Regions from separate parts of the Homo sapiens genome. Here region 1 is linked to region 2. Evidence: read pairs that join two places in POLR2A ChIA-PET (ENCODE). Cell type or tissue: Caco-2. All regions are shown on one strand. Links, peaks and the distances in the headings refer to the core of each region. The heading gives the core; the rest is flanking DNA.

Region 1 (4,382 bases), core at 113-4,112, 310 kb after region 2:
CCCTGTCTCTACTAAAAAAAAAATACAAAAAATTAGCCAGACATGGTGGCAGGCACCATTAATCCCAGCTACTTGGGAGGCTGAGGCAGGAGAATTGCTTGAACCTGGGAGGCGGAGGTTGCGGTGAGCTGAGATTGGGCCATTGCGCTCCAGCCTCGGCAACAATATGGAAACTCCATCTCAAAAAAAAAGAAAAACAAAAAACAAAACAAAACAAAAAAACTGGCCGGGCATGGTGGCTCACGCCTGTAATCCCAGCATTTTGGGAGGCCGAGGCAGGCGGATCACCTGAGGTTGGGAGTTCGAGACCAGCCTAACCAACATGGAGGAACCCCATGTCTACTAAAAATACAAAATTAGCTGAGCATAGTGGCACATGCCTGTAATCCCAGCTACTCTGGAGGCTGAGGCAGGAGAATTGCTTGAACCCAGGAGGCGGAGGTCGTGGTGAGCAGAGGTCGCGCCATGGCACTCCAGCCTGGGCAACAAGAGCGAAACTCCATCTCAAAAAAAAGAAAGAAAAAAACCAGCTGGGTGCAGTGGCTCACACCTGTAATCCCAGCACTTTGGGAGGCTGAGGTGGGTGGATCACGAGGTCAGGAGTTCAAGACCAGCCTGGCCAAGATGGTGAAACCCCGTCTCTACTAAAAAACAAAAGTAGCTTGGTGTGGTGGCAGGCACCTGTAATCCCAGCTACTTGGGAGGCTGAGGCAGGAGAATCGGTTGAACCTGGGCGGCAGAGGTTGCAAGGTTGCAGTGAGGCAATATTGCGCCACCGCACTCCAGCCTGGGTAATACAGTGAGACTCCGTCGCAAAAAAAAAAAAAAAAAAAAAAAAAAAACCTAGATAAACCTAGGTTTTGATAGCATAAGGAGTTTGAGGGCAGAAGTACCAAGATGGTGGATGGATTGTGGAGGGCCTTGAAGGTTAGGCCACAGTTTGGTTTAATTCTGTTTGCTTTAAGGAGCCATCCATTGGAAGCTGTAAACATTAGAGTGCCACGGTGTGCTGGATACCATGGAGAGGAAAGAGAGGGGAGGCAGGGAGACAGATGGGAAGGACAGTGCCTGCCGGATGTGTTTGCATATATTGAGAGAAGAGTTACAGTTCTGTCAGTCTGGGGACAGAGCAGAGATAGGTCCAGAGAAAACGAAGTAAAAACAGACTGAAGTCATCCAGAGACAACAAAAGAAAGGAAATGTAATGAGTTTACCACATGAATCATCTGAATAATGCATAATCATAAGTTATACGCTGCATGCTGATTTAGCCAATTGCAATATAATTCTTTTGGGAATATGTTTGCATATGTGCGTGGTGTTTGTGGGGCTAAGTTCTCATCTTCCACTGAAGAAAGTCAATAGCTAATATTTATAACTGAAAAACTAGGCCAGGCGCGGTGGCTCACGCCTGTAATCCCAGCACTTTGGAAGGCCGAGGTGGGTGGATTGTTTGAGCTCAGGAGTTCAGGACCAGCCTGGGCAACACAGCGAGCAAGACCCTGTCTCTACAAAAGATACAAAAATTAGGCTGGGTGCGGTGGCTCATGCCTGTAATCCCAGCACTTTGGGAGGCCGAGGCAGGTGGATCACTTGAGGTCAAGAGTTCGAGACCAGCCTGGCCAACATGGTGCAATACTGTCTCTACTAAAAATACAAAAATTAGCCAGGGGTGGCGGCAGGAGCCTGTAATCCCAGCTACTTGGGATGCTGAGGCAGGAGAATCGCTTGAGCCCGGGAGGTGGAGGTTGCAGTGAGCCAAGATTGCACCACTGCACTCCAGTCTGGGCAACAGAGCGAGACTTGGTCTCAAAAAAAAAAAAAAAAAAAAGATACAAAAATCAACTGGGTGGCACATGCCTGTGGTCCCAGCTACTCTAGAGGCTGAGGTGGGAGGACTGCTTGAGAAAGGGACTTCGAGGCTGCAGTGAGCTTTGATCACACCACTGCACTCCAGCCTGGGTGACACAGTGAGACCCTGTCTCAAAAAAAAAAAAAAAAAAAAAAGGAAAAAAAAACTGAAACTGAAAATAGCAGTATATGAATTATTAAAAATATAGAGCTAAAGACTAGAGGAAACGTTTAAGGAGTTGGAAATGGATGCCCAAGGGGAGCAGGAAGTGGTTAGAGGAGTGTGGCTGGGCTGCTTTTTGTAGGAGTATTTGATTTTCTTTGGAACTATGTTTTTATGTTTTTTAAAAATCCATCCATCTGCACACTGATATATGTTTCTTTTTGGAACTGTTTTCATTTTACCATGATAATACATAATTTGAATGCAACTGAAAACATTTTTTTAAGCAACAAGTCAGTATCATAGCAATTTTGGGCAGAAATAATAAAGGCCTGAAGCAGGTGCTGTGGAAAGACAGGAAGGGGAAACAGTTCAAGATTTTAGGCTGCTAGAATGGATGTTATCTAGTTGCCCCTGAGGCTGTGGAGCTCAAGAGAGAGGTCAGAGGCTGAGCCTGTGGGCTAAACAGGAAGGCGAAGCCATTAAGAGAAATAAAACCAGGGCCAGGTGCGGTGGCTCATGACTGTAATTACAGCACTTTGGGAGGCCAGAGTGAGAGGATCATTTGAGCCCAGGAGGCAGGAGTTTGAGAATAGCCCAGGCAATATATAGTGAGACGTGTCTTTATTAAAATATATATATATATATATATATATATTTTTTTTTTTTTAGATGGAGTCTCATTCTGTCACCCAGGCAGGAGTGCAGTGGCGCGATCTCGGCTCATTGCAACCTCCGCCTTCTGGGTTCAAGCGATTCTCCTGCCTCAGTCTCCCGAGTAGCTGGGACTACAGGCACACACCACCACACCCAGCTAAATTTTTATATTTTTAGTAGAGCCAGACAGGGTTTCACCATATTGGCCGGGCTGGTCTCCAACTCCTGACCTCGTGATTTGCCCGCCTCGGCCTCCCAAAGTGCTGGGATTACAGGCATGATCCACCCCTGCCCGGCCTAAAATAGTTTTTAAAATGTATTTTAAAAAAGAAAGAAAGAAAAAGAGCCAGGAGTGGTGGCTCACGCTTGTAATCCTGGCAGTTTGGGAGGCTTAGGTGGGTGGATCATTTGAGCTCAGGAATTTGAGACCATCCTGGGCAACATGGTGAGACCCTGTCTCTGCCAAAAACACAAAAAAAGAGCTGGGCATGGTGTTGTGTGCCTGTGGTCCCAGCTATTTGGGAGGCTGAGGTGGGAGGATCACTTGAGCCTGGGAGGTGGACGTTGCAGTGAGTTGAGATTGTGCAACTGCACTCCAGCCTGGGCAACAGAGTGAGACCCTATCTCAAAAACAAACTAATAATGTAGTCATTATAAAAACATAATCATAAAATATAGAAAAATATAAAGAAGAAAATCACATCAATTGTAATTCCAGTGAAAAAGGAGGGGTGAAAAAAAAGAAAAGAAAAAAAATTGTAATTCCAGGCCTGGTGCGGTGGCTTATGCCTGTAATCCCAGCACTTTGACAGGCTGAGGAGGGAGGAAACCTTGAGGCCAGGGGCTTGAGGCCAGCCTGGGCAACACAGTGAGACCCCATCCCCGTCACCGTCTCTACAAAAAAGAAAATACTTAGCAGGACATGGTGGTGTGTGCCTGTAGTCCCAGCTACTCTGGAGGCTGAGGATCTTGAGTCCAGGAGGTCGAGGTTGCAGTGAGCTGTGATCCCCCACTGCACTCACTCCAGCCTGGGCGACAGTGCAAGATCTTGTCTCAAAATGAGACAAAACGCAAAAACCATAAATCCATTTCCCCGAGATGAGCACTGTTCTTTATTTGGGGTCTCTTCATAAGCTCTATATGGTTCCTGAAGCTCAAGTTTCTGTACTGTGACCACCAAGCCCCACCTCCAGCTCCCACTTCCTCCCTCAGAATTTCCGGCTGTGTTCTGGATGGCTCTTCAGGGTACCTGGAGTTCACATGGCTGAAACCAAGCCCATTACCGATTTTCCCATCTCAGATCCCATCTTCACCAATCCCAGCAATGGATTCTAGCCCACAGCGGACCCAAGCGCTGAAATGATTATGGTGCCCAGTTCACATGTGCAAAGTGAGATGCTGTTCTGAAATATCAAATTGTTTTCTTTTGCTTTTTTTTTTTTTTTTTTGAGATGGAATTTCGCTTTATCGCCCAGACTGGGCACCATCTCAGCTCACTGCAACCTCTGCCTCCCGGGTTCAAGCAATTCTCCTGCCTCAGCCTCCCAAGTAGCTGGGATTACAGGTATGCGCCACCACGCCCGGCTGATTTTTGTATTTTTAGCAGAGACGGGGTTTTGCCATGTTGCCTAGACTTGTCTCAAACTCTTGGCCGCAAAGTATCCTCTCTCCTCAGCCTCCCAAAGTGCTGAGATTACAGGTGTGAGCCACC
Region 2 (4,342 bases), core at 1-4,000:
GATCCAGCCCCCAGCCCCCAGCTGGCCCCTGACTCCATGTGGCCTTAGCTGGGCCCATCTGCTGGGCCTCCTCTGCCTCCCCTGTAAAATGGGACCTCCGAACCAACCCTGCCCCTCAGAAATGCCCTGCCTATTAAATGAGCTCCCAGAAAACAGTGGCATCTGTTCCTGTGGGTTCCAGAATCGAGACGTAGCAGGGTGTGGTGGCTCACACCTGTAATCCCAACAATTTGGAAGGCCAAGGCAGGAGGATCTCTTGAGACCACGAGTTCAAAACCAGCCTGGGCAACATAGTGAGACCCCTATCTTAAAGAAAAATTGTAAAAATTAACACTTTGGGAGGCCGAGGCGGGAGGATCACTTGAGGTCTGGAGTTCGAGACCAGCCTGGCCAACATGGCGAAACCCTGTCTCTACTAAAAATACAAAAATTAGCTGGGCATGGTAGCACACCCCTGTAATCCCAGCTAGTTGCGAGGCTGAGGCAGGAGAATTGCATGAGCCCAGGAGGCGGAGGTTGCAGTGAGCTGAGATGGTGCCACTGGGTGACAGAGCGAGACTCTGTCTCAAAAAAAAAAAAAATTGGAAAAATCAGCCAGGTGCCGTGGGTGCATGCCAGCTATTTGGGAGGCTGAGACAGGAGAATCACTTGAGCCTGGGAGGCAGAGGTTGCAGTGAGCCCAGAGCACACCACTGCACTCCAGCCTGGGCAACAGAGCAAGACTCTGTCTCAAAAAAAAAAAGAAAAGAAAAGAAAAAAAGCAAGAAATGATGGAGAAGACCCCTTCCTGGGGCCTCCCTGGATCCCTCCTTCCAGAGTGCTGGGTCCGCTCACCTCTAACTTACTGACAAGAAAATGAAGCCTGAGCAAGCTTGGAACATGCTTTGCACAACAGTAGCAGGGCAGAGACTCAAGGCCAAGGCCAAGCCCAAGTGGTTGCTGAGGCCCAAGTCCTGTCCTGGACAGCTCCCCCACCCAAATTTGGAGTCCAAAATCCCAAGCTGTAGGTCTGGGCCTGGGCCACACTTGGTTTCCTCATCGATCAAGGGATCAGAATGCCGAGCTCTGGGCGTGGCTTGAAGGCTGCCCTCCAGGTGAAAGGCATTTGGTGACCCTCAGCACCTCAGGGATGTGAACAGGGCTGATAATAATTTCTCCATCCAAGAGAATGGGAAGACTTCATGGGGGAGGAGGCTGGGAGCTGGGCTTTCAGGACGAGCAGGATCCAGAGGGTGGAGAAGGGAAAAGGGACATTCCAGGCTGGAAGCAGGGACCGGCTGTGCAAAGGCTGGGAAGGGGGACCTGTAGGGTGACTCAGCAAAGAGGAACAGACCAGCCTGACTGCCCAGACAAAGCTGCAACAACAGCGGGGTGGGGGTGGCAGGTGGCCCATACCTCGGAGCTGGGAGCCCACGTGGGGACGTCCCTCCTGGGGTCCCCAACCCTTCACCGGGGTCCCGGGCATACGCTGTTTTCTGTATATGGGTTTACCCTCCAACCCATATACAGTGGACAAGGTGATACCTTGGGGGCCCATTTAATTTCTTTTTTAAGGTGATACCTTGGAGGCCCGTTTCGATTTTTTTTTTTTTTTCGTTAAGAGATAAGGTCTCGCCCTGTCACCCAGGCTGGAGTGCAGTGGTGCGATCAAAGCTCACTGCAGCCTCAAACTCCTGGGCTCAAGCAATTCGCCTACCTCGACCTCCCCAAGTACAGGGATTACAGGCATGAGCCACCACACCCAGCTAATTTTTTTAACTTTTTGTAGAGATGGTGCCACTATGTTCCCCAGGCTGGTCTCAAACTCCTGCCTCGAGCGATCCTCCCACCTCGACCTTTTAAAGTGCTGGGATTGCAGGTGCTCACTACCGCACCCGGCCCAGCTCCAATTTTTCACAATTCCCTGGATCTCGTTTTTTTTTTTTTTTTTTAAGTGTTTATGTCCCGGCCAAAACACAGTGGTCCTGCCCCTGACTGACCCCCCCCACCCCCGCACCCAGGCCTCCAGCCCTTCCCCACCCACCTCCACAGTTGAAATCAGAGACAATAAAATTTCCTCCTGTGCACAGGTCCCATTTATTGTAGAAAATAATAATAATTACAGTGATGAATAGCTCTTCTTAAATTACAAAACAGAAACCACAAAGAAGGAAGAGGAAAAACCCCAGGACTTCCAAGGGTGAAGCTGTCCCCTCCTCCCTGCCACCCTCCCAGGCTCATTAGTGTCCTTGGAAGGGGCAGAGGACTCAGAGGGGATCAGTCTCCAGGGGCCCTGGGCTGAAGCGGGTGAGGCAGAGAGTCCTGAGGCCACAGAGCTGGGCAACCTGAGCCGCCTCTCTGGCCCCCTCCCCCACCACTGCCCAAACCTGTTTACAGCACCTTCGCCCCTCCCCTCTAAACCCGTCCATCCACTCTGCACTTCCCAGGCAGGTGGGTGGGCAAGGCCTCAGCCATACTCCTGGGCGCGGGTTTCGGTGAGCAAGGCACAGTCCCAGAGGTGATATCAAGGCCTACCCGGAACAGAGGAGATGCAGGCAGACAGAGTGGGGAAAATGTAAATGGGGACAGTGGCCAACGCCGATGCAGGCAGATCCCAAAGTCAGGGTTAAGCTATCCTGGCCAGCAGAAGCCAGCTCCCCACTCCACCACCACACCCTGTCACTTCCGTCCCTCCCCAATATCCAGAGGAGGGTGGACTCTGTTCTTGCTAGCAGGAGGCGGCCTTGGGAAGTTGTCCGAGTGGGCCAGAGAGGCTGAAGGCTGCTGCCTTCCTGCCTGGCTCAGTCTCTGCCCAGTCCCCAGTCCCCAGCAGCCAGTGGCCCGTGGCAGGGCCCTCCTGGGGTCACAGCCTGCGCTGAGCTCAGTCCAGGGAAGAACAAAGCAGAGAGGAACAGAGTGGAGCCGTGGCACCTTACACGTAGTTGCTGGCAGCAGCAGAGCGGGCAGCAGAATACTTGGCGGAGTAAGGCTTGTCTGTGCGGGGTGGACAGTTGCAGCAAAGCAGCCCCCCGCCAAGGAGCAGCAGGCCGGAGGCGGCCCAGCCGACGTAGAGCGAGGCACCCATCTCCCGCTTCTGCCCGGAGGCCACCAGCGGATTGTAGAAGTCTTGGATGATGTTGTGGGCCGTCCAGGACACCGGCACTATCACCATAAGGCCGGCCAACAGGAACACCACGCCCGCCACGATCATGGTCTTGGCCTTGGCGCTTTCATCCTCCAGGCAGTTGGTACACTTGCCCCCCACCACGGACAGCAGCACGCCCAGAGCAGCCACGATGATGCTGATGATGACGAGGGCGCGGGCCGCCTGCAGGTCCTGCGGCAGTGCCAGCAGCGAGTCGTACACCTTGCACTGCATCTGGCCGGTGCTCTGCACCACGCAGTTCATCCATAGGCCCTCCCAGATGGTCTGCGAGGTGACAATGTTGCTGCCGATGAAGGCCGTCACGCGCCACATGGGCAGCGCGCAGCACAGCATGACGGCCAGCCAGCCCAGGACGGCCAGCGCGATGCCCATTACCTGTAGCCCCATGGAGGCCATTGTTCAGCGTCCACGGGAGTTGAGGACCTGGAAGGCTGAGGGGATCCGGCTGTGGGGGCCGTAGGATTCCAAGCGCTGGGGACGGACTTAACGTTCGCAGAGTGCACCTTTGCACCGTGAGTCAGGAGATAAAGCCAGTCCTGATGCGCAAGCCAGCAAGTGTGAGCAGACCAGTTCCTTCCAGCCGACAGCTGCCAGGGCACTCTCTCTCGGGGACAGGTTGAGCAGTTATATGGCTCTGGCAGAGGGGCGGGGGCAGAGGGAGGGGTTTTTGTCACTGGGGCCTCCTCCTGACCAGTTTCTCTGGATTCCTGAGCCCAGGCCAACAAAGGCACTTTTGAGGCCCCAGCCCCGGGTCCCTGAGTCACTATCCAGTCTCAGAAGAAACTACTCTCTCCCCTTCCTCAAAGCCCATGCTGAGGTCACCCGGGAGACAGACACTGAATCACAGCCCAGGGACAGCTGGATGTTCACAGGTTAAGGCCAGGGGGCAACCAGACCCAGCCAGGTTTGGGAGCCTGAAGACCAGGGTCCCCACAGGCCAGTGCCCCCTCATTCCAGGCTTAGGTGGGAGGACAGGGTGGGGACCCTGAGGGAGAGAATTTGAGAATGAAGTCTTGGAAACGTCCACGAGAAACCCCACCTTGATTATTGTCATTTCTTGTCCTTACCAGTTTCATCACTGGCAGTTTCACGACTGTTGTGAGTATGATCACTCATGCATCTGGCCTCACCAGCAGTCTTTGCGGCATTGGCCGGATAAAGTTACGTGTAGGGGAGTGAGGAGCCGGGAGGCCAGGA

What was found. ChIA-PET counts read pairs that join two places held together with the same protein. Peaks named below come from ENCODE experiments on the same cell type or tissue, not always from the same donor. Only the 100,000 strongest peaks of a DNase experiment are listed, where the experiment ranks them.
Region 1: POLR2A ChIA-PET joins it to region 2 with 14 read pairs; 2 of 35 experiments call an interaction of 5 or more read pairs at or near these places.

The regions. Positions count from the first base shown.
Region 1 is chr7:73,525,159-73,529,540 of GRCh38, reverse strand. No RefSeq gene overlaps it. Among named protein-coding and RNA genes, the nearest start is that of BAZ1B, 5.1 kb to the right of the region's middle. RefSeq lists an enhancer at 3,752-3,821. In Caco-2, for the core only: no CTCF peak of the experiment used is centred there; a DNase peak (open chromatin) is centred at 2,490.
Region 2 is chr7:73,830,401-73,834,742 of GRCh38, reverse strand. CLDN4 (claudin 4) reads right to left here and starts at 3,747. Exons shown (of 1, transcript NM_001305.5): 1 at 2,053-3,747. The coding sequence starts at 3,541. The coding sequence ends at 2,912. It overlaps METTL27 (methyltransferase like 27), which reads left to right. Exons shown (of 6, transcript NM_152559.3): 6 at 1-153. RefSeq lists enhancers at 2,656-3,358, 3,359-4,061. In Caco-2, for the core only: no CTCF peak of the experiment used is centred there; DNase peaks (open chromatin) are centred at 1,212, 2,382, 3,253 and 3,802; H3K4me3 peaks cover 2,759 bases.